3 separate regions of the Homo sapiens genome follow, and regions 1 and 2 are each linked to region 3. Evidence: chromatin loops called from intact Hi-C (ENCODE). Cell type or tissue: PC-9. All regions are shown on one strand.

Region 1 (8,000 bases), 78 kb after region 3:
GGGCACCCACGAGATGCCACCTGGAGCTCTGCTGTATGAGGTGTCTGTCGACCCCTGCTGGGAGGTGTTTCCCAGTCAGGAGGCATGGGGGTTAGAGAGTCACTTGAGGAGGCAGTCTGTCCCTTAGCAGAGCTTGAGCACTGTGCTGGGAGATCCACTGCTCTCTTCAGAGCCAGCAGGCAGGAATGTTTAAGTCTGCTGAAGGTGTGCCCACAGCCACCCCTTCACCCAAATGCTCTGTCCCAGGGAGATGGGAGTTATATCTATAAGCCCCTGACTGGAGCTGCTGCCTTTCTTTCAGAGATGCCCTGCTTAGAGAGGAGGAATCTAGACAGGCAGTCTAGCTACAGTGGCATTGCTGAGCTGCGGTGGGCTCCGCCCAGTTTGATCTTCCTGGCAGCTTTGTTTACACTGTGAGGGGAAAACCACCTACTCAAGCTTTAGTGATGGTGGATGCCCCTCCCCCCACCAAGCTAGTCCATCCCGGATCAACTTCAGACTGCTGTGCTGGCAGCGAGAATTTCAAGCCAGTGGATCTTAGCTTGTTGGGCTCTGTGGGGATGGGATCTGGGGAGCTAGACCACTTGGCTCCCTGGCTTTAGCCCCCTTTCCAGGGAAGTGAACAGTTCTTTCTTGCTGGCATTCCAGGTGCCACTGGGGTATGAAAAAACTCCTGCCGTGAGCTCAGTGTCTGCCCAAACCGCCACCCAGTTTTGCGCTTGAAATCCAGGGCCCTGGTGGCATAGGCACCTGAGGGAATCTCCTGGTTTGCGGATTGTGAAGACCATGGGAAAAGTGTAGCATCTGGGCTGGAGTGCACCGTTCCTCAAGGCACAGACCCTCACGGCTTCCCTTGGCTAAGGGAGGGAGTTCCTTGACCCCTTGTGCTTCCCGGGTAAGGTGACACCCCATCCTGCTTCTGCTTGCCTTCTGTGGGCTGCACTCACTGTTTAACCAGTCCCAATGAGATGAGCTGGGTGCCTCAGTTGGAAATGAAGAAATCACCTGCCTTCTGCATTGATCTCACTGGAGCTGCAGACCAGAGCCATTCCTATTTGGCCATCTTAACCAGGTCTCAAGTTTTTTTTGTTGTTGGCAATTTCTTTTTTCTTTTCTTTTTTTTTTTTTGAGATGATGTCTTGCTCTGTGACCCAGACTGGAGGGTAGTGGTGTAATCTTGGCTCACTGCAGCCTAAACCTCCTGGGATCAAGCAATCCTCCCACCTCAGCCTTCCAAGTTGCTGCGACTACTGGTGTGCAACACCACACCTGGCTAATTTTTAAAATCTTTTGTAGAGATTGGGTCTCACTATGTTGCCTTGGCTGGTCTTGAGTTCTTGGGCTCAAGCAATCCTCCCACCTTGGCCTTTCAAAGTGCTGGGATTATAGGCGTGAGCCAGCACACCTGGACTTGTCCTTTTCTACTGTAAGCATTTTGTGCTTTAGCTTTTCCTCTCAGCATTGCTTTTTCTGTGTCTTACAGTTTTGATATGTTACATTTTGATTTCATCTAGTTCACTGAAGTTTTTAATTTGTTTGAGACTTTTTCTTTGACCCATGGATTATTTAGAAGTGTCTAGTTTGCAAGTGCTTGGAGGTTTTCCTGTTATCTTTCTGTTATTGAATTCCATTTTAATTTCATTGTAGTCAGAGGACACAGTTTATATTATTTCAATTCTTTTAAGTTTCTTGAAATTTATAGTTCCATCTTGAAAAGAATGTGTGTCTTGCTGTTGTTGGAGAGAGTGTTTCATAAATGTTTTATTAGATACTGTTGGCTGATGGTCTTGTTGAATTCTTTTACTTTACCCTAGCTGATTTTCTGTCTAGTTGTTCTGTCATTTTTTGAGAGATAGAAGTATTGAAGTCTCCAACCATAATTGTGAATTTGTCTATTCATCCTTTCAGTTCTATCAGATTTTCTTCACATATTTTGCATCTCTGTTGTTTGATGCATATACATTTGGGATTGCTATACACTTAGGTCTTCCAGGTGAAGCGACATGGTTATCATTGTATAATGTTTATCTCTGTCTCTGGCAGTTTCCTTTGCTCTAACGTCTAACTTAGTCTTTAAGAGGCAGAAGTAAATATAATTCCAATTTTTTGTGTGTTTCTCAAGGAACATAAGAGAGGTTTCAGTTCTAACTGAACTTATCAAATTCCCTTTGCTTTGGAGCTTCAGTTTTTTTTCTTTTCCAGCCTTACTGATGTATAATTGACAAACAAAAATTGTGTATATTTAAGATGTACAACTTGGTGATCTGTTATACATATATATGTAATAATAACCACAGTCAAGTGAATCAGCATATTCATCACCTCATATTAATTACCATTTTACCATTTTCTTTTTTTTTTTTGTGATGAGAGCACTTAAAATCTACCCTCTTAGCAAATTTCAAGTATACACTTCAGTATTGTTAACAACAGTCACATTGTTTTACATTAGATCTCTAGAAATTAATCATCTTACATAACTGAAACTCTGTACCCTTTGTGCAACATCTCCCCATTTCCCGCTTCCCCCAGGCTCTGGCAACCACCATTCTACTCTCTGCCTCTGTGAGTTTGACTATTTTGGTTCCACATATAAGTGAGATCATGCCGTATTTGTCTTTCTGCAGCTGCCTTACTTCACTTAACGTGGCATTCTCCAGGTCCACCTATGTTGTCACACATGACAGGTTTTCTTTCGTTTTAAAGGCTGTGTAATATTTTATCACACATATACACACGTGTACATGTATTGAATTTCTTTATCCATTTGTCTGTCAGTGGACATTTAGGCTGTTTCCATATCTTGGCTATTGTGGATAGTGCTGCCATAAACGTGAGATTGCAGCTATCTCTTGAAGACAGTGATTTCAATTCCTTTGGGTATATACCCAAAAGTGGAATTGCTGAATCATATGGTAATTTACTTTTAGTTTTTGAGGAATTTTCACACTGTTTTCTGTAATGGCTGTACCAATCTACATTCCCACCAGCAGGATACAAGGGTTTTCTTTTCTTCGCATCATGGCCAAACTTGTTATCCCTGGTCTTTTTTATAATAGCCATTCTGACAGGTGCAGGGCTATATCTAGTGGTTTTGATATGCATTTCCCAGATATTTAGTGAAGTTTTCCACCTTTTCATATACGTATTTGCTACTTGTATGCTTTTTTTTTTTGAGAAATCCTTTAAAATTTAGAGATGGGGTCTCACTATGTTGCCCAGGTTGGACTTGAACTCTTGGGCTCAAGTGATCCTCCTACCTCAGCCTCCCAAATGGCTGGGATTAAAGGTGCAAATCATCCCACTGGCTGCCACTTTTTCTGGAGGGGCTACCTTTTACAATTTCACCTGCCTTCCCTGCATGACTTCTTGCAATTTGCACAAATATGTGTGACTATAAGAGTCATATAGCCCCTTACCCATAGGATTTGGCCCAGCTTTATGTTCCCAGATGACAATCACCCAGGACACAATAGTCCATCACCAGCATGTTTTCCAAAGCCTGAGTTATTTAGTCTCAAACAGCAGTGCAGGGAGGTTTTGCGGGGGATGTGTGTGTATTATTCAACAGATCCTTTTCCACTGAGCTACAGCAGGTCCTGACCAATTCTCTATCCAGTCTCTCCTTTGATTCAAGGTGAAGAATAAGTCTGTGTCTATTTCTCGAAATCATTCAGGTTTTGCTTCTATCTCCAGTGAAGAACTGTTTGTGCTGGAATACAAGTTGGGAGGCCTTCTCAAGAAGACACAATTATGCTGGGTACAGTGGCTCATGCTGGTAATCCCAGCACTTTGGGAGGCTGAGGCAGGAGGATTGTTTGAATCCAGGAGTTGGAGACAAACCTACACAACGTAGTGAGGCATCATCGCTACAAACAAACAAACAAACAAAATAGCTGGGTGTGGTGGCGCTTGCCTATAGTCCCAACTACGTCGGAGGTTGAGGTGGGAGAATTGCTTGAGACTGTGGTTGATGCAAGGCTGCAATGAGCTGTGATCATGCCACTGCTCTCTAGCCCGGGCAATAGAGCAAGACCCTGTCTCAAAAACAACAACAACAAAAAAGATACAATTATATAAAGACTCACATTCTATAAATATGCAGAGAAAAAAAACATTTCTCCCATACAAATATGCAAAACTGCAGTGACACATTTCTGCTGAAATATAAACCCAGTAGTCATGTTCGAAGGCAAACATGACTCGTTTCCCTGTTTAACCACCTTTACATCGAGATGAAGACAATTTTTATTTTAATCACCAGAACAAATAGAATGTCTGCTCCAAAAAGAAATTTAATCTTCCTTCTTTTAACATGTAGGACACCATGGAGCTTTGGAATAGCTTTCCAGCTTCTAACCAGCAAGGAATCAATTTGTCCTAGGATATGCTGTTATAATAATTTGAACTTGTTAAACTTCCTTAGATTCTAATTTCCAGAAATGCAAGGATTAAGCATTCTCTCTGTTTAGCTGTGTGAATGCTACAAATGAGGATTAGTGACATTTAAAATGTGTGCCATCTGATGGTGCCTCCATTGAGAGAGGGGACATGCCTCATACCACGTTACTCTTTTAAGTGCAGTTCAGTTCTTGGCCCAGATGGAAAATTCTGCTGGTTCCTTTTCCATACAATCAAAGAATGTGACCGTTTCTGCCCTCTTGTTCTTGAATGCTGTCTAAAGCCTGGGGTGATGTAGCTGAGGAATGAAATCTACTGGCAGAGCTGTGTGGGAAAACTTGCCCAGTGAGGCTTCTTGCCTTGTTTCCTGATCCGGAACTTTGTGGCTCACTGGCAGAAATCACTGATTTGAGTTGCAGGATGCCTGTGTGTCAGGGTTTGTTGTCCCTCACCAGGGGGAGGGAAATAAATGTTCTGCTTATCCCCTGACTCTGCCCCCCAGGATGAGGAATTCTCTCTGACCTCTGACCTTTGGGGGTTGCCTGGTAAGACCCATGCTTACTCAGACATGAGACTTTGGAATGGGGCCTCTGGCTGGCGGAAATTCCTCCTGTCGCTATCAGTGCTTTGTGCTGCAGCCTCATAAATAGGAATGGTTTTTTCTCCCCCTCCCTCCCTTTTTGTCTTTCTGCTTACTTTTCAGTTCATCAGGTTTATTTTGTGAGTTCCCATCATGACCAATTAGAGATGGGAGGGATAGAATTGAAGAACCTATGTTTTAAGAAGCAGCATTGTTTTCTTCTTTCTGCTGGGTCTTGAATCAGCAGACCTTCCTATGGTCTAGGGATGGTACAGGAGAAGGAATGGAGAATGATCTCTGCTATTACTGGGGAAAGAGGCCAGATTCTCTATTATAGGGTTAGTGACTTGGCTTAAGGGTCTACACAAATGCAGCCCACAGATGTTACTCCCTTCTGGTGTTTATCTCTTCTGGAGACTTTACTTTGAATCTCTTCTCTGTTTTCATTACATAAACTGAAGACTAGGTGTCCAGAGCCTCCCTCCAGATATTCATGGATTAATATTTCTGTTCTTTTTGACCGAATATGAATCACAGGTAGGGAGCTTAAATATTAAAGAGAGCTAATCCCTTTTGAAAATGTCCCCATTGATTTACAGATATTAATAAGGACTTTGAAAAATGGGAAAACAAGAGGCCTGGTTTTTATGTCCTGTAACTGAAAAATTGTTTTACTTGGTCATTGGAGGTGATCTTTCAGTATAAGATGACTGATTTATTTTTAACCAGACAACCCATGTGGAGGCTTGACATATTTTGCATAAAGGGCAATTCCACCGAATTTGGGAGTTGGAGGAGCTGAGCTCAAGTCCTAGCTCGACTATGCACTGTGTTACTTTAGACAAGACTTTGCCTCTTTAGAGCTGTTACTTTGGATGAACTGGATCCTTGCAGCCCAGGGACCAGCAGGATTGGCATCACCTGAGGGCTTGTTAGAAATGCACATTCTCAGATCCTCCCCTGGTCAGCTGAATTAGACCTAAATTTTAACAAGATCCCCAGGTGATTTGTATGTGCATTAAAATTTGAGAAGCATTGACCCATTAAACACAGACACTAATTCTATTTGAGTTCACCCTTTTATGTCTTGCATCCTTGTGGCAAATTGTTTGTCGAAAGCCTAATGATGCTTAAAACAGTAGCAGGGAATGATGCTGCTCTAATCAATGTTGATGGGTGAAGGAGTGGAAGAGGAATCTTAGACAATGTGATTCAGGAAAAGACTGAGAAGATACATGGGAACTTGGAAGCCAAAAAAGATGGGTCATTTGGCCAAATGTACCCATTCATTGTCATCCTTTTCTGCTCCCCTATTCTCTGCTGTGTTGCGTTATGTTCAAATCTGTGTCTTTGGCATGGATAGCTCTTACCAGAAAAGCTGCTGGTTCTTCTCATGCTCTTTAATTCTTGTCTGCTTGATGAGTGTGCCAAGCAATAATCTCTTGTTTTGGTGTTTTCATCTAAGCTGTTGAGAAGAGACAGGCTTTCTGGGCCACAGAAGGGCTGGGACAGACAATGACAGCTAGCATTGTTGATGGTTTTATTCCTATCTCAAGGGGATGGACCTTGTTGATTCTAAGTTTAGGTCAAGAATGAAGAGACCTTGATGTTATAAATATTCTCTTAAGAGATTGTTAGTGTGGAGTTTTCCAAGGTGGTGATTAAAATCTATGTGTAACAGGGCAGTGGCAAAACAAGAATTAGGCTCCCTGCTCGGTTCCGGGAGGACAGTACCCATGCAGACAGGGCTGCTGACAGCAGTGCACCCTGGGGACGGCAGGGGTAGGGGCAGGAGGCATGGCCCCTGCTCCTGAGGGGCTGTGGCCACCTTGCCTCTGTTAAGTTCTAGACCCCTGACTAAATGAATGGGGATTTAGAGAAGGTATGCATGTGTTTTTTTTGTGTGTCTCCATAAACTGCAGCCATCCTGTCTGTTTGCCTTTTTATTGATGATACCTGTTATTTGCTTTTAAGCCCTTTCAAATAATCAAATACTGAAAATCTTCCTTTCAACAAACACATACAAATGACCTTCTTAGCTTTTTTCCCAATGGTGTATGTTGCTGGATTTGCTTATTTCCCTCCTTGAGAGATTTCAGACATTTACTTTAATAGAGTGAATTTCATACACTAGTGCTTCCTACCAGACCGTTTCTCTAACTTGCAGACTGCACATTTCCATGTAGACATTCCTTCATAGTTCTGCAATTAAATTGGCTGGGAGGACAATAAACTATTTTCAGAAACAGATTTATCAGATTATGAAATTTCATACTAAACGGCCGCATTTGGTGTCACTGATTCCTCCCTTTACCCATTCTCCATCCACTCACCCTCTGTACCCTGTTTATGGCAGATTTTTCTCTAGACTGTTTTTTCCCGTTTGATTTCTGCTTTGGCCGTAAGAAATGAGTCACTTAATTTTAAAATGCACAACTTTCAGTCTCTTAGTGGGTCATCAGATACTACTATCTTTCTTCCAAGCAGCCTTTCTTTCTTCTAGAAAACCTTTTTAAAAACTTTTTAAAAGTTTACCACTGATTCTTTCTCTTTCTGGTCCTTCAGTATTCTCAGCCGATCTCTAAGGACTTTTTTTTTCTGTTTACCAAACTGAGCTTTCTGGGAATTTTCTTTGGCTTTTCTTTCTCTTCCTTGGTCTTTGTTTTAGTTGTTTTTACAATTTGGTTTTGTTGTTGTTGTTGTTGTTAGCACATTTGCAGAAGAAACACAGGAGGTTAAACTGTTAGATAATATAAGGCTTAGGAATAGTCAGTGGTCTCTTATCTTTTCCAACCTCTACAGAGCTTGATAAGGAAAGAATATGGGGAATGTGCCACTCATGGCAGAGCTTCCGGACAAATTAGAGTTGATTGATAAGCAGGCTATGGTGTGTGTGTGTGTGCTTGCACATGCGTGTGTGCACATGAGCATGTGTATGCCCATACTGGGAGTAGCTAATGCAGAATAAGTCTGCAGAAAGGGGTTTTACCTGAACGTATGGTGCAGAATAAATGAATGA
Region 2 (8,000 bases), 120 kb after region 3:
TATTTGATAAAAATGTGACTTGGAGTAGCTAAGCAACAGGAATGATTTTTTTAAATTTAAAATTGTAAGTAAAATGTGTTGCCTTATATATTTCAATTATGTTAAAGCTAACAACGAGTACTTAGAGAGTGGGGAGATGCCTCAGTCACGTACTGCTGGTTGGAAAAGATCGTGACAAGAGTGTTCAGAGGGCAATTTCTTAATGCAGATCAAAATAAAAATTTGTATGACCTAAAACATTATAATTTCATTTCTAGGATTTTATTTCCAGTATATCCACTATAAATCAGTGACTGGGATGATTACAACAGTATTGGCTATAATAACGAAATACATAAATTGGAAACAAACTAAATGCCAAAAAATAGAGAAATGCCCAACAATTGGCGTATCTTCATACAGTGGAAAATTATGCAGTCACTCCCAGTACTTGGGAAGATTATTTGAAAGTAAATAAAGGAATTCATAAGATTGCTAAATATGAAAAGCAATACATGATATGACTCAAAATTTTACATTATAATGATTATAGATATAAATGTAGTAAAACTATAAGAATGTCATTAATGGTCATTACTGGTGTTATGATCATGTGAGATGATGATGATGATTGTTATTATTTTAACTTTTAGGTTCTGTGGTACAAGTGCAGGTTTGTTACACAGGTAGACTTGTGTCATGAAGGTTTGTTGTACAAATTATTTCACGACCCAGGTATTAAGGGTAGTACCCATTAGTTATTTTTCCTGATCCTCTCCCTCCTCTCACACTCCACCCTCTGAAAGGCCGCAGTGTATGTTGTTTTCCTCTATGTGTCCATGTGTTTTCATCATTTAGCTCCCACTCATAGGTGAGAACATGCCGTATTTGGTTTTCTGTTCATGCATTACTTTGCTAAGGATAACAGCCTCCAGCTCCATCCATGTCCTTGCAAAGGACATGATCTTGTTCTTTTTCATGCTGCATAATATTCTATGGTGCATATGCACCACATTTTCTTATCTAGTCTATCATTGATGGGCATTTAGGTTGTCTATGTCTTTGTTATTGTGAATAGGATCGCATGAGATTATTCTCCTGATCTATATTTTCCAAATTTTTTTTTATATATTAAGCTATAGCAATATATAGTTTAGTAATTAAAAAACCCAACTCCATAATCAAACAGAAATTTCTTCTCTCAGTCAAAACCGACTTCAGTTCTACTGGCTACAGAACAGTTTATTATCTCCTCTACCAATAAACTGTTTATCAGTTGTCTTTAGATGTTGTGCAAATGCCACTCATAGTCTAATAAACATATGTTAAAAGATCTGTATAAAGTTCTTCTAAGAGGTCCAGGATAGGAAATGCAAAAGCATACTTAAAAGCAAATAATGCAGGTGGTGCTTTTAACATATTCCAACATGATAACAACTTGATTATTGTTGGCAGTTTGCTTTATGTTTAATTTAAATCTGTTGCTCTTCATTTCAAAGATAAAATTCCCCCTGCAAAGAGCAAAATCCTAGTATTTTACTTTGATTGCTCCCAAATAATTCTGTGATTTCAATTTTTGATTGAAAACATCTAAACAGTGCTAGAATTTGAAGGAACATTTGAAATTATATAACCCAGTCCCTATTTACAGGTGGCACAGCTGAAACCTGGAGAAATAAAGTGATTTTTCCAAGGCCACAGTTAGCCAGTTCCAGAGACTCCTAAATAAATGTCAGCCACTCACCATGCCCAACAATACCTAGAAGGGCTTGCATGTGTCCTTCAACAGCAGAAAAGAAACCAATTGTTACCAGATAATCACAAATACAAAATGGCAGCAAGAGGATGGAGAATATTCCTTTTCCCTTCCGAGATGGCCAACTTTTAGCTCCCCATGGGTACTGTGAGCTGCTTCTTTCCTTGGTCTCCTGCCTCTTTCCTTTTACTGCCTCTTTGTCCTTCTCATCTAGGTTGAGGTAGGAAGTCCATCACTGATGGCCCCCAGATGAGATGGCTCCTTAGTCCTTACTACAGGAAGTGTTTGGGTATCTCAGATTCTTCTGAGTGGATCGTTTATAATGTCCATGCTTCCCAAAGTAATACACAGACTTAACACAATTCCTATGAAAATTTCAATGGTGTTCTTCACAGAACTAGAAAAAGAATCCTAAAATTTGTATAGAACCATGCAAAAAACAAAAACAAAAACAAAAACAAACTGCAAATAGCTAAAGCAAAACCGAGAAAGATAAACAAAGTTGGAGGCATCACATGTCGAAATTTAAAATTATAGTACAAAGCTACAGTAATCAAAACAGTATGATACTGGCATAAAAACAGAAACATAGACCAATGGAACAAATCAGAGTGCCTAGAAATAAATCCTAACCAACTAATTTTTAACAAGGGCATCAAGAGGACACAATGAAAAAAGAATAGTCTCTTAAATAAATGATGCTGAGAAAACTAGATTTCCACTGACAAAATAATGAAATTTGATTTTACATCATACAAAAAATTCAAATGGTTAAAAGATCTAAATGTAAAACTTAAAACCATAAAACTCATGGAAGATAACATAAGGAAAATGCTCCTTGAACATTGGCCTTGGCAATGACTTTTTTTGGATATCACACCAAAAGCTCAGGCTACAAAAGCAAAAATAAATAAATAGGACCACATCAAAGTACAAAGCTTTGCACAGCAAAGGAAACAATCAACAAAATGAAAAGGCAACCTACATACTGGGAAAAAAATTTGTAAACTATATAACTGATAAGAGGTTAATATCTAAAATTTATTTAAAAATTCTTACAACTCAATAGCAGAAAACAAAATAATTTGATTAAAAAATAAGAAAAGGACTTGAATAGATATTTCTTAATAGAAGACATACAAATAACTAACAGTTATATGAAAAAGTACTGAACATCACTAATCATCAAGGAAATGCAAATTAAAATCACTATGAGATATCACCTCACACTGGTAAGTTTGGCTATTACCAAAAAGACAAGAGATAACCAACGTTGGTGAGGGTGTGGAGCAAAGGGTACCCTAGTACACCATTGGTGGAAATGTAGATTGGTACAGCCATTATGGAAAACAATGGAAAACAATATGGAGATTCCTAAAGAAATTAAAAATAGAACTAACATGTGACCCAGCAATCCCTCCTCTGAGTATACCCCAAAGAGAGGAAATCACCACCTCATACATAGATCTACACTCATGTGAATTACAGCATTACTCACAATAGCCAATATGGAAAAAACTTAAGTATCTATAAACAGACAAATGGATAAAGGAAATGTGTATATATGGAATACAATTCAGTCTTAAAAAAGAAGGAGATCCTGCCATTAGGACATTATGCTAAGTTAAGCTAGACACAGAAAGAAAAATAATTGCATGATGTCACTTATATGTGGCATATTTTTAAGAAAGAGCTTGTATACCCAGAGAATGAAACAGTGGTCATCAGGGGGATGGGGGAGAGGAAATATGGACCTGTAGGTCAAAGGATGAAAACAGCAAATATATAAGATATATATAAAATAGTTTAGAGATCTAATGTAACATGAGTACTAAAATTAATAAAATTATATAATATTAGGGATTTTTGTTGTAGAAAATAAGTAGATTTTACCTGCTCTTGTCACAACAAAGTAACTATGTGAGATGATAGATATGTTAAACTGCTTCACCACAGATTTATTTTGCTGTCTACATATATCCTATGTTGTAAACCTCAAATGTACACAGTAACATTTATTTTTAAAAAGACAAATAAATCCATACCTTGCTCTCTTTTCACATGATAAAACCTCAATGCTCTATTTATATGAAAAGGATCTTTTAAGTATCTCTATATTCTACTATGGAAAGATTTACATGATATAATGTTAAATGGAAAAGAGAAAGGTGGAGAAAAAGTCACATATTTTAAAAAATGAGATGATCAGGGACATCTGAATACTGACTGACTATTTGATAAATTAAAGAATTATGGCTAATTTCTTTAGGCGTGAAAAGAGCATTGTAGTTGTATTTTTTTTTAAAAGAGAATCTGTGTTTTTGGAGATACATACTCAAATATTTTCTGATGACATTATCTGCTGTCTGGAATTTGCCACAAAATAATCCAGGATGTGGTTTGGGGGAAGTGGGTGGGTATAGATTAAATGAGATTGTCCAAGAATTGATCATTGCTGAAAATGGGTGAGGAGTACATGGAGGTTCATTATACCATTCTATTTTTGTAATGTTTGGTATTTTCCATAATAACAATATAAAGAACTCCTATTAGGATGTTTAATGGAAAAGGCAGGAACTTGAGACCCTTGAGTATTCAGGGTTTAGAGAGGGAAGAATGAAGAGGGTGAGGAGAATTCCATTCTGTGGAATCATAAATATTTCTTGACTGACTAAATGATAAATTGCAGGTATGAATGAATTGATAACCAAACCTGATTCTTCTAATTCTAGTGCAAGGCAGTTTCCACTAAAGTTCAAGTTAATGTCTCTTGTAAAACATAGACTACTTACTACCTGTAGGTTTCAAGATTGGAGTTTCTTACTTGTTTATCCAACATTGTACCACATGCTTTGACCTTGCTGTGTGACTTATCTTTCCAAAATGGCAGAATTGAACCTTCCTTTTGTCCTCCAAGCAGCTGTTTTGTGTAGAAGTCTGATTAATATTTTTTAAGGATACAGCTTGAGTGATCAGCTCATAGACTGAGAGGCTGTTTGTTTTTCATTCTTGACCCCTGCACCCTGGAGAGGAAGCACCGTAAACTACACACTTACTGAGGGAAACAATAGTTTATGTTGCTTGGAAACTTGTTTGGAAATGTTTCAGTATCAACAGAGACCCAATATATAAAGAGCTAGAGTTGTAGGTATCTGAGGCAAAGATGAAGAAATAGGCTACTAAGTTAAAATCTGATTCAGAACAATCCTACTCACTCTTAGAACAAAATTGCTCTTCAGCTTCTCATCCTCAGTTGATGTACCCCCAGACACCCCTGTGCTTTCCTCACCTGTCATTTCCATTGGATTGTGATTCTTTTCATTCTCATTGGCTTTCTCCCACTAGCCTATACTTCACTTTTTGTAACCTCAACACATAGCACAGCACTAAGTGCATAACTGTTAAGTAGTAATTCTTGATTGGATATGTTAGATAAATGTTAATGGAATCAATAGAGGTTATAATCCTCATAGAAGCAGAGAGTAGAATGGGGGTGAAGGGAAGACTGGGGATACAGAGGCTAGCGGGTGAAGGGAAGGGAAGGGGGAGATGATGGTCAAAAGGTACAAAATCTCAGACAGGAGGAATATATATTTTTTCTTGTTTTGAATTATATTGCATACCATGGTAGATACAGTTAATAACAGAGTATTGTACATTTCAAAATTTCTAAGACAGTACATTTAAAATATTATCACAAAAACTGTTAGGTACTGCATTTGAGATGATGGATGTGTTCACTGGCTTGATTTAATTATTCCACATTGTATTCATAAATCATAACATTATTTTATACCCACAAATTTACACAATTATAAACTGTTTCATTTATAATACAAAAAAATCCTGAAGGTGAGGAAAATATAATCAGAAGACAGAAAAAGATCTGACAGGCGGTGCGCATTTTTCACCCAAGGATACTGAAACTGAGGGAGGCCCACTGACTTGCTCCTAGTCACTATGGCAGGACCAGACCTGGGTGCTCATCATCTTTCCATAGAATCACACTACTCTTTGTTTGAAGGATGGCAAATTGGCAATGAATTTGCAGACGGAGACCAGGAGGACCCATGAGAGAGCACAGGACATCCATCTGGACATTTTCTTGGTATGTGAACTGATGGATGCTGGTCCACACCAGCTGTGAAAGGAAAGAGAAGAAAGAGGGTCTCCATTAATATCATCAGAACTTTAGAGGAATCCTTCCTGGATAGTTAGAGGAGATGGAATTAGGACTGGTCCTGGATACCTTTGCGATCTGGGTAAAACTTGCCTTTCCTGCTTTCAGGACTATGCGCTCCTCTCTCCTTCATTTGCCAGGACCCCAGGATATCTGCCTTGCTCATTGTGCAACATCTTTAACGTTGATGTCCTAGCTAAGTCTGTTCCCCATAATCCTCTAAAATCTTCTTTTTTTAGCTGAGGCTTCTATAATAGAACACTGTGGAGTAGGTGACTTAAAAAACAGATATTCCTTTCTCAAAGTTCTGAAGGCTAGAAGTCTGAGATCAGGGCACCAGGATGGTCAGGTTCAGGGCAAGGGCCCTCTTTCTGGCTTGCAGGCACTGGCTGACTTCTTGCTGCATCTTCACACGGCAGAGGGAGGAAACTCTGCTGTCTCTTCATCTTATAATGGCACTAATTCAGCATAAGGGTTCTACTCACAGTGCCTCATCTAAACCTGTTAATAATTACCTCCCAAAGGCCCGGCCTCCACATACCATCACACTGGGATTGGGGCTTCAATCTATGACTTTAATGGGAACAGAAACATTCAGTTTGTAACAACTTCCCTGACCTGTGCACCAGTCTCCAAGACCCAGAGGGTGCAAGGGAAGAGATGCTAGCCTGCAAAAGTAATCAGTGCTGAGGTGTAATAGCAAATTATTTTTCCTGCATTGTTAATTTCCCCTTCATTGCACCATCTTGCTGTTATTTCTTCCATATTTAACAACAATAACAACAACAACCCTCCTTGACAAGCCCAGCACCTGAGTTGGCAACTCTGCTCCACATCTGTAACAAAACTACTGACAGTATTTGCAGCAAAATCACTGTCTCTCATTACTCCTTTTCCTATTCTTTCCTAAACTCTACGATTCGAGAATTTGTCTCCATCACTCCTCCTTTCAAGGAGTGTCTTGTCAGTTCCTCTGGTCGAGGTCACAGTAGTCCCCACATTGATAAAGCCAACAGTAAATTATCAGTCCTGAGTTGACTTATCATTGTCACTGACGCAGTTGACGTGAAGTTATTCCGTGAAGAACTTTTTCTAGTGTGCATGTTGTACACTTGCCTCTCCATTTTTCCAGTTCTTTCTTTTTCCCAGCCTCTTAATGTTGAAGGATCCTAGGATTCAGTGCCTGGGCTTCCCCTCTACTCATCTACACTTATATTCCCTGGGTGATTTCATCCAGTTCCATTGAGATTGGCTTTTCAGAAAACCAATAAACATATGATTCCCAAATTTATATCTTCATCCTAAATATCTGCTTTGGATTTCAAACTCATGTATCTAACTGCTTAATTGACTGCTCCACTTAATTGAGCTAACAGAAAATTTAAATTTAACTTATGCAAATTGAACAGAACAGTAAGTCCAGAAACAGATCTCACATGCAATCACTTAATTTAGGAGCAAGGTAATATTACAATGCAGGAAAAGGATGGCCTTTTCAATAATTGCAATGGTGAATTAGATATCTATATGGAAAAAAAGTAAATCTCAACCTCTATCTCATATCATAAGCAAAATCAGTTCCAGATGAATTTCAGGTTTTAGTATAAAAAAGAAAACCTTCCAATTTCTAGAATGTAATACAGGGGAAAATATTTATAACATTGGAGCAAGGAGCAATTCCTTCATTAAAACACTAAGATAAAGGAAAAGATTGATACATTGGATTTCATTCTAATTAAAGACATCATTAAGGGAGGGAAATAGCAAGCCACAGATTGGGAGAAAATATTTGAAGAACATACTTGCAACAAAGGATTCATATTCAGTATATGCCCCAATTTCCTGAAAATCAGTAAGAAAAGACAGAAAGCTATTTTTACTTACCTATTGCCTCATAACAAACCACCTCAAAACTTAGTGGCTTTAAAAAAGTAACCATGTTATTTTTGTAATTTGAGCAATTTGTTAGTTTTGCAATTTGGGCAGAGCTCAGGGGGCACAGCATGTCTCTGCTCCACATGGCATCAGATGAGGTGGCTTGACGGGGATTGGAGAATCCACTTCCAAGACTGGCCATTCACATGG
Region 3 (8,000 bases):
CCGGGGAAGGCCACCTTGCCCCGACGGCGCGCCCTGGGCCTGAGGCCTGCGTCAGTAGGCAGAGCTGCTGGGCAGCAGGTCGTAGCGCCCCCCGCTGTAGACCACGACGCCAGGTGGGTAGTAGAGCAGGTCCGGCTCCGCGGCCGCGTGGGGCGGCGCCGGGGCCTGCAGCCCCTGATCCTCGTGCTCCGGCTTGGTAGTGGCGGTGAAGGGGCGCATGCTGGTGATCGAAGGAGACGCGATGCGCCACAGCAGGCTCTTGAGCGCCTTGCGGAACTCGCGGCGCACGAGGCAGTAGAGGACGGGGTTGAGGCAGCTGTTGGAGTGCGCTAGGCACACGCTCACAGGGAACGCGTATACCTGGCACAGGAAATACTCCTGGCTGAAGGGCACCGCGTTGAACTTGATGAGGATGCTCCAGGTGGTGAGCGCCTGGTTGGGCAGCCAACACAGGAAGAAGGACAGGACAACGATGGTCACTGATTTGGTGACCTTCGACAGTCTCCGGGCGCTGGCTCCGGTCGGGCGTCCTCCGGCTACCGCGGCCCCTCCTTTGGTCCCCGCCGCGCGGCGGTCGGCGATGAAGCGCACCAGCAGCAGGTAGCACAAGATAATGATGCCCAGCGGCAGCACGAAGCCCAGCAGCACCTTCTGCGAGTGGTAGAGGCCCAGCCAGAACTGCCTGTCGCGGCCCAGCAACTTGTCCGGGAAACGCACCAGGCACAGCTCCTCGCCCATCACCTTGACCGTGGTGGAGAAAATGGCACTGGGCAGCGAGGCCAGCGCGGCCAAAGCCCAGATCCACACACACAGCGCCTTGGCCGAGAAGCAGCAGCTGTCCCCCAGGCTCCGGCCGCAGCAGTCGCCCCGGCCGTGTCCTCGGGTCCGGTGGCTCTTCAGAGCCGAGGCCACCGAATGGTAGCGCGTCACACTCATGGCAGTGAGGAAGAACACGCTGGCGTACATGTTCATGGACGTCACCATGGACACGATCTTACACATGGCCTTGCCGAAGGGCCATTTGAAGTCAAGAGCGTTCTCCACCGCCCAGAAGGGCAGGGTGAGCACAAACTGAAAGTCCGTCAGCGCCAGGTTGGTGACGAAGAGGTTGATAGAGGACTTGCGCCAGCCCTGCATGCTCTTCATCAGGTAGAGAACCAGCAGGTTGCCCGCCAACCCCAGGGCGCACACCACCCAGTACACCACGCTGATGAGAATCCGCACCCGGGCCTCTGTGTCCGCGCTCTCTGCCCCGCCGCTGCCCGGGGGATGTCCTGGCGGCGCGCCGTCCGGCAACTCCAGCCCCAGCTCCCACCACAAGTCCGGAAGCTGCAGCGACGCGTTACCACTCGTGTTGGCCGCCTCCAGAAGGTCCGGGACCAGACTGAAGAGTTCTGCTAGCTTGTCCCCGCCTGCTGCCTTATTCATGGTGGCTATCGTGGCTGCATCGGCCATCTGCATGCGCAGGTACCTCTAGGTCATGTTCTGGGGGACAAGACCTAAGATAACACGGTTTACCCCAGTTTTGTTGCCAGGCTAGCCTGCGGGACGTGCGTGGGAGCTTTCAAAGCAGCTACTGAAGAGAGAGCCCAGGAACTGGGTACTAAGCGCGTCCTGGCGCGCAGCGAACGCCCTGGACGCAGGAGTTGAGCTCAGCGGCTGCTTTGGAGCAGAGTTGAGGAGTGCAGCCCGTAAGGCAAGCACTCGGCGTCCAAGGGTTCTCAGGCCAAGCTCGGAGTCCCTAGGTCCTTATGTACAACGCAGACTTCCCCTCTCCGTGTCCCGCGGTCACTGGGGCACTGGCGCATAACTCCCCCAGCCGCTCAATTGTGCGATTTGGGGCCGCTCGCTCCCTTTCAAATACCTTTATCCGTTTCCTCTGGGACTGCTTGGATGAGGTTTCCGTCCTTGGAGAGAAAGAGATCGTAGAGTTCCATCCACCACGCTCAGCTTCCTGGAGGTCAGTGGGTGTCTGCGTCTCTCCGCGGTTGTCAACTCCGGGTGGGTTGCCAGCGGCTCTCACCAGTTACGGTGGCACTTGCACGGCCAAGGCGGCGGGCCCCAAGGAGCATGCGTAATCCCGGGGCGCCGCGAGGGGCGCTTTCCGAGGTGCTGAACCCAGCCGCGCCCGCGCCGCGAGGGAGAGTTGAGCTGCAGGCAAAGCCCACCCGCCACTCCAGTTTTCCTCTCCAGAGTTTCAGCAGGAAGGGTCTTAAGAGTTTATTTTACAGCTGCAGGAGAAAGTCGGCTTTGACGTGAGTTTCTTCTTCCTTTCTTATTCCCAAACATTATGATTAGAAGTTTTTTTTTTCTTTCTTCCTCACTCCCACTTTTCACCGGAATTATTCCATTTGGTGAGGAATTGTTCTAAAAATATGAGCTATCCTGCTTACTTTCCTTCTTGAAAGTAATAACAGTGGCCTCTTTTCATGCTCAAATGAGATAATGGGTACTTATTGGATACACAAAGGACAGCTCCACCTCCCCTCTTTAATTAGCTGACCACTTACGCAGTACCTGTGTTTGTCAGGATTTTCAAAGGGTCTTCACATGGCAGAAGTCTGGGCTCAAGGGTTGCCCCTACTTTAATGTATTCTGAGAGGTGACACAAAAACAGAGCAAACAACTGATGGTCCTACTTCACAGAAATTAAATGCCCTAAGCCCAAAGCGCTTCAACAAATTGTTTGATCACATACAGGCCACAGTCTCTTTACCTAGATGCAAATAGAATAGAGGATACCACTGGGCTGATCGTGAACCACCAGCCCTCCTATTTCCATTACTGTTAGCATCAGGACTCTTTTTCAGGCGTTTTTCAGACCAATGGAAGTACATTCTAAGGACTCTTCCAAGGGAATGAGTGGAAACCACTTGAATTACTTCTCAAGCTTCAGTCTACATAAATGCCAGGTCAATCGCTCTGGTGTAAATTACACTTTTAGGATTTACTTTAAAATTTTGAAATGTTTTCCTCTTGGTCTGGGACTAAACTGAAACCAAAGTTTCTTAAGCATAATTGTCCTCACTCCTGGAGTACTACAGAACTCCCAGCTTTACTTAAGGAGATAAAGAGGATGCAACCTTCAAGCTGAGGAGATAAGAAACAGAAAAAGAAAGAAAGAGAAAAACGAAAAAGAAAGAAAGAAAGAAAGAAAGAAAGAAAGAAAGAAAGAAAGAAAAGAAAAGAAAGAGAAAAAGGAAAAAAGAAAAAAAAAGAAACAAGAAACAATCTTGATTCCAAAGGACTTTTAGCCCTGAAGAGCACACACCTTGCTACGGATGCTGCACAGCTCCGTCTTCCCACTAGAGGGAGTAAGGGCTTTAGTAAAAACCTAGCCAAACACAAACATCTCCTTTGATCAGTTCTTACCTGGAGATCACCCCTGCCCTGAGGATTCCTCCCAAAGCACAGGTTATTTCTATGGATGACTATTATCCTGGTTTTAGTAGCCTCACTTTCACACTCAGTTTTGACTTTATTTTTAACTGGTTATTTCTCCATCAATTTTCTCTCTCTCTTCATCTATGTCTCTATTTCTCTTTTCTAATATTTCAAGGGGCTGTTGAAACACAAGAAAAGCTGGGGCATACCCTGAAAGCTCTCTGCTGTTAAATTTTTGGTATGTTCACACCAATGACCTCCATCTAACACATACACAGCTTCTCAGTGCTTCTAGGCACACCCAGGAATATATCTACTTGGTCTGCTCCAAATCACATGTACATATTCATACTTTATGAAAAAATTATAGGGGCCTGATTCAATTCATCTCACATTCATTGGCCACTTACTCTTGCCAGGCACTGAGATAGGCTGAAAGACATAAGTCCTCTATTTTGAGCGTCTCTGGAATTCTTAATCTAGATGAGTGTGCAATCTACTAGTGTCTAAAACTATATTTTTTGTTTAGTTTTGTGCATGACTAAGTTATCTAGAATGTAATGATTCATGCCAGATAAGTGGACAATAATTTTACCTCTTTTATTATTTCCCTTTTTTTTTAAGGGGTGGGTAGGTAATAAATAGTTATACCTTGATGGGATATTCCAGTTTTAGGTTTTTTGGGAGGGGGTACTCTATGTTGGTATTTAAAGAAACCATAAAGGAGGAAGGGTGCAGAGCTTGTTATGTTACATATGTGGTCTGTTTTTCTGTTCCTCTTCTTACCAAAATTGAAACCAGGCTGTGATGGGGGCCTGGAGGAAAATCAGCATCAAGAAACTGTCTCTCATTCACAGTGGCAGGGTATGGGATCTTGAAACCTTTTTCTGGGCTTCTTTTGTGTTCCTGAAGCCATGTGGGCCATGCGAAGCCATGAGGACAGCATAAAATCATACTCTAGCATGTAACCATTGGGAGCCCATGATCATAGAAGGGAAGAAATCACCTGCTTTGGTCCAGCATTTTGCGGAGGAGGCTTGAAGAAATGAAGGTATTTACCAAGAATCTCACCACTAGGAAGGAGCCACACCCGGTCTAAAACATAGTCTTGACTCTTAAGTGATGTCTCTTGATCTATGCTCCATTTTCCAATTTGGATCTAAGTCTTCCATATTGTTTTTCAACACAGGGGTGGGTGGTAGGCTGAATAATGCCTCCCCCCACACACAAATATGTCCACATCCCATTTCCCAAGCCCTTGGATGTTACTTTATACAGCCAAAGGAACTTTGCAGCCACTAGAAGCTTAACTAAGCAAAAAGATGGATTCTCTCCTAAAGCCTCAAGAAGGAAACAGCTCTTCTGACATCTTGGCTTTACTCTAGTGAAACTGATTTTGAATCTCTGATCTCCAGAACTGTGAGAGAATAAATGTACCTTCTTTTAAGCCACAACATTTCTGCCCATGTGTTATAATAGCAATAGAAACTAGCATAGGGTGGGTACACAGCCTGGCTTGAACATAACCTAATGGGAAATGGAGCAATTCTGATTTGAACATGTTGGTTAATCTTAACACCGACTTTGTGCTAGACACTGTGTCATGTACTAGAGATTTAGTGGTACCAGAACTCACATTCTAATAGATGAGAGAGACCTTTTAAAAATTTGAATTCTGGGTTGGGCACACTGTCTCATGTCTGTAATTCCAGCACTTTGGGGTGCTGAGGCAGGCAGATCACTTAAGGTCAGGAGTTCAAGACCAGCCTAGCCAACATGGTGAAACCCCGTCTCTACTAAAAATACAAAAATTAGCTGTGTGTAGTGGCACATGCCTGTAGTCCCAGCTACTCTGGAGGCTGAGCCAGGAGACTTGCTTGAGCCCAGGAGGTGGGGGTTGCAATGAGCTGAGATCACATGGCTGGACTCCAGCCTGGGCAACAGAGCAAGACGCCATTTCAAAAAAAAAAAAAAAATTCTAATAAATTGTATTATTATAATTACAATAAGAAAAAAACAGAGTAAAATAGAAAGTTACAAAACCATGTGCAAGTAACTAACTTTTAACTATTTACAAGCATATTTATCTAATTCTAAGATTCACATCTTATCAAATTAAAGATTTTTAAGATCAATATGGATTTCCAATTGCTATATACCTATTTAGTGAATAATTTTTTTCTCTAGAAAGCTGTAAACAAAAGGTGTGTCTTATAAGCTATAGTATCTTGGAAGAAAGGAAATTCTATAATCAGGTAAATGGGGGTGAGGTGGGGGTAAGGAAAGGGGAAGAAAGAGGACTCTGGGCAGAAGGAACAGCCTGAGTGAAGGCACTGGGCAGGAAAGAGCATGATGCTTTTGTAGGACAGAAAGAAGATGAAGTGCCTATAACACAGGGAGATGAAGTAAATAGTGCTAGATAGTCTGGTGACATGGGCAGGTGTCAAACAATTTCCGACTGCAGAATTTTGATCTATGACTTTGGAGTAATGGAGGACATTGGAAAATTTGAAGCAGGGGAGCAACACAATCAGTTTCGCATATTCAAACCATCACTCTAGATATAGTGTGATGAGTAGACTGGAAGGGGCGGAGCTGATATAAATCAAGACAATTAGGAAGCTACATCAATAGTTCAGGAGAGAGATGATTGTACTTTAATCTAGAGGGATGCGGGGCAGAATAAGATTTAAATAGGCATTTAAGACACTGACTTGACAGTACTTGGGGGTGGACTGCATACAAAGAAAGGGTGAAGGTAAGGACAAATTAAAAGCTTTCAAGTTTTTACCCTGAGCATGTGGGTAGGTAGGCATGCTGAGCAAGTGAGGTGGGGGAAGATGACACATTCAGGCTGGACATATGAGAGTGTGAATGCCCCAATCAGATTTAGATGTCAAAAAGACAGTTGAATACATGAATCAGTGACTCAGAGAAGATAAAAATATGTGGGTCTGCAGTGTATAGATTATAATTGAAGCTTTGACATTGATGAGACTGTCTAGAGAAAAAGTGTAGAGTGAGAAGAAATCTCTTGTTAAACCTGGGGGAAATCTGAGATTGGACTGTCTGGTAGAGGTTGGAAAGCCTGTTGATGATAATTGCTACATGTATATTTAATGAATATTCTCACTGTTTATGACAATGAGAATTAGAGCTAGAAAAGAGGAAAACTAGGAGCCTGTGACATGTGAACCCCGAAAATCCGAGACGGGTCTCAGTTAATTTAGAAAGTTTATTTTGCCAGGGTTGAGGACACGAGCCCATGACACAGCCTCAGGAGGTCCTGATGACATGTGCCCAAGGTGGTTGGGGCACAGCTTGGTTATATACATTTTAGGGAGACATAAGACGTCAATCAATATATGTAAGAAGTACATTGGTTCAGTCTGGAAAGGCGGGACAACTTGAAGCAAAGGCAGGAAGACTCGAAGCGGGGGAGAGAGCTTCCAGGTCACAGAAGGTGATATGCAAAGGGCTACATTCTTTTGAGTTTCTGATTAGCCTTTCCAAAGGAGGAAAATCAGGTATGCGTCTATCTCAGTGAACAGAGAGGTGACTTTGAATAGAATGGGAGGCAGATTTGCTCCAAGCAGTTTCCAGCTTGAGTTTTCTTCAGTAATTTTGGGGGCCCAAGATACTTTCCTTTCACACATGGAAGCCAAGAAATAAAAGAAATGTAGGGGAAAAAAAGCAGGGGCTGTATTTAATGCTGTGTCTAATGTGAGGCCAAGGAAGGCAGGAAAGGAGAAATGTTCATTGGATTTATGGACATGGAGACCATTGAAAACCTTGGGGCACTATTTCGGGAGGCAGATACTGGGAGAGGAGATACCAATGAAACTAGAAAGCTATTCTCATTGACTTCTAGCAACCAAAGAAACTGAGTCAACAGGAGAGACAAAAGTTTGTTTCAGTTCAACTGGCAAGTCAGTGACAGAATTAGAAAGGGATTCAGAGATATTGACTAACATTTCACCCTTTGGTTTGTTAATTGACGCTTTAATTGAGTCAATTGACTCTTTAATTGAGTCGATTAACTGCCTAACAAATCAAAGAGTTTGAGCCTTTGGGGTCCTCAGGCACCACTGCTAATCTAAGCAGTCACTTTAGTCTAAATTAAAATTTCTCAACCTTGAAACTATTGACATTTTAGGCCATATAATTCATTGTTATGTGGGAGGGGCTGCATTGTATGATTATTATTTACTAGCATTTCTGGCCTCTACTTGTTAGATACCAGTAGCAATCCCAGATGTTGTCTTGTCAGACAACCAAAACTGTCTCCAAACATTGCCAGACATACCCTGGAGGCAAATATCTCTTCCTTCCCCAAGGTTGCAAACCACTGGGCTAAACATGAACCATTTGTTAGAAAGGGAAATGGCAGGAGACTGTGAAAGAATCTTTTGTTACTCATTCTCACTTCTAGGAAAACAATTCAAGGGACCTCCCCTTTAGGTGGGAGTTGGAAGGGTGTATAGAGAACAACAGCATGTTACATTTTTGTATGCTACATACACACCCCTCCGAGCATTGGTGCAATGCATCCTTTTCACTGGAAATCCCCATCCTTTCTCTAGATGCTCTTCAGTTAAGCTAAAGCAGAGCTTGCT

Evidence for each region. A loop is a pair of places that touch in the nucleus more often than their neighbours do. Peaks named below come from ENCODE experiments on the same cell type or tissue, not always from the same donor. Only the 100,000 strongest peaks of a DNase experiment are listed, where the experiment ranks them.
Region 1: it touches region 3 in a loop (3-fold over the local background); 6 of 110 quality-filtered maps call a loop at or near these places.
Region 2: it touches region 3 in a loop (5-fold over the local background); 4 of 110 quality-filtered maps call a loop at or near these places.

What each region holds. Positions count from the first base shown.
Region 1 is chr5:33,851,786-33,859,785 of GRCh38, reverse strand. All of the region lies in intron 2 of ADAMTS12 (ADAM metallopeptidase with thrombospondin type 1 motif 12), which reads left to right. Among named protein-coding and RNA genes, the nearest start is that of ADAMTS12, 36 kb to the left of the region's middle. In PC-9, no CTCF peak of the experiment used is centred here; DNase peaks (open chromatin) are centred at 385 and 4,195; H3K4me3 peaks cover 920 bases; H3K27ac peaks cover 4,929 bases.
Region 2 is chr5:33,813,750-33,821,749 of GRCh38, reverse strand. All of the region lies in intron 2 of ADAMTS12 (ADAM metallopeptidase with thrombospondin type 1 motif 12), which reads left to right. Among named protein-coding and RNA genes, the nearest start is that of ADAMTS12, 74 kb to the left of the region's middle. In PC-9, no CTCF peak of the experiment used is centred here; a DNase peak (open chromatin) is centred at 4,359; H3K27ac peaks cover 2,467 bases.
Region 3 is chr5:33,930,202-33,938,201 of GRCh38, reverse strand. It overlaps RXFP3 (relaxin family peptide receptor 3), which reads right to left and starts at 1,816. Exons shown (of 1, transcript NM_016568.3): 1 at 1-1,816. The coding sequence starts at 1,461. The coding sequence ends at 52. RefSeq lists an enhancer at 6,659-7,164. In PC-9, CTCF peaks have their summits at 3,103 and 3,304 (motif pointing right); DNase peaks (open chromatin) are centred at 3,311 and 3,881; H3K27ac peaks cover 1,666 bases.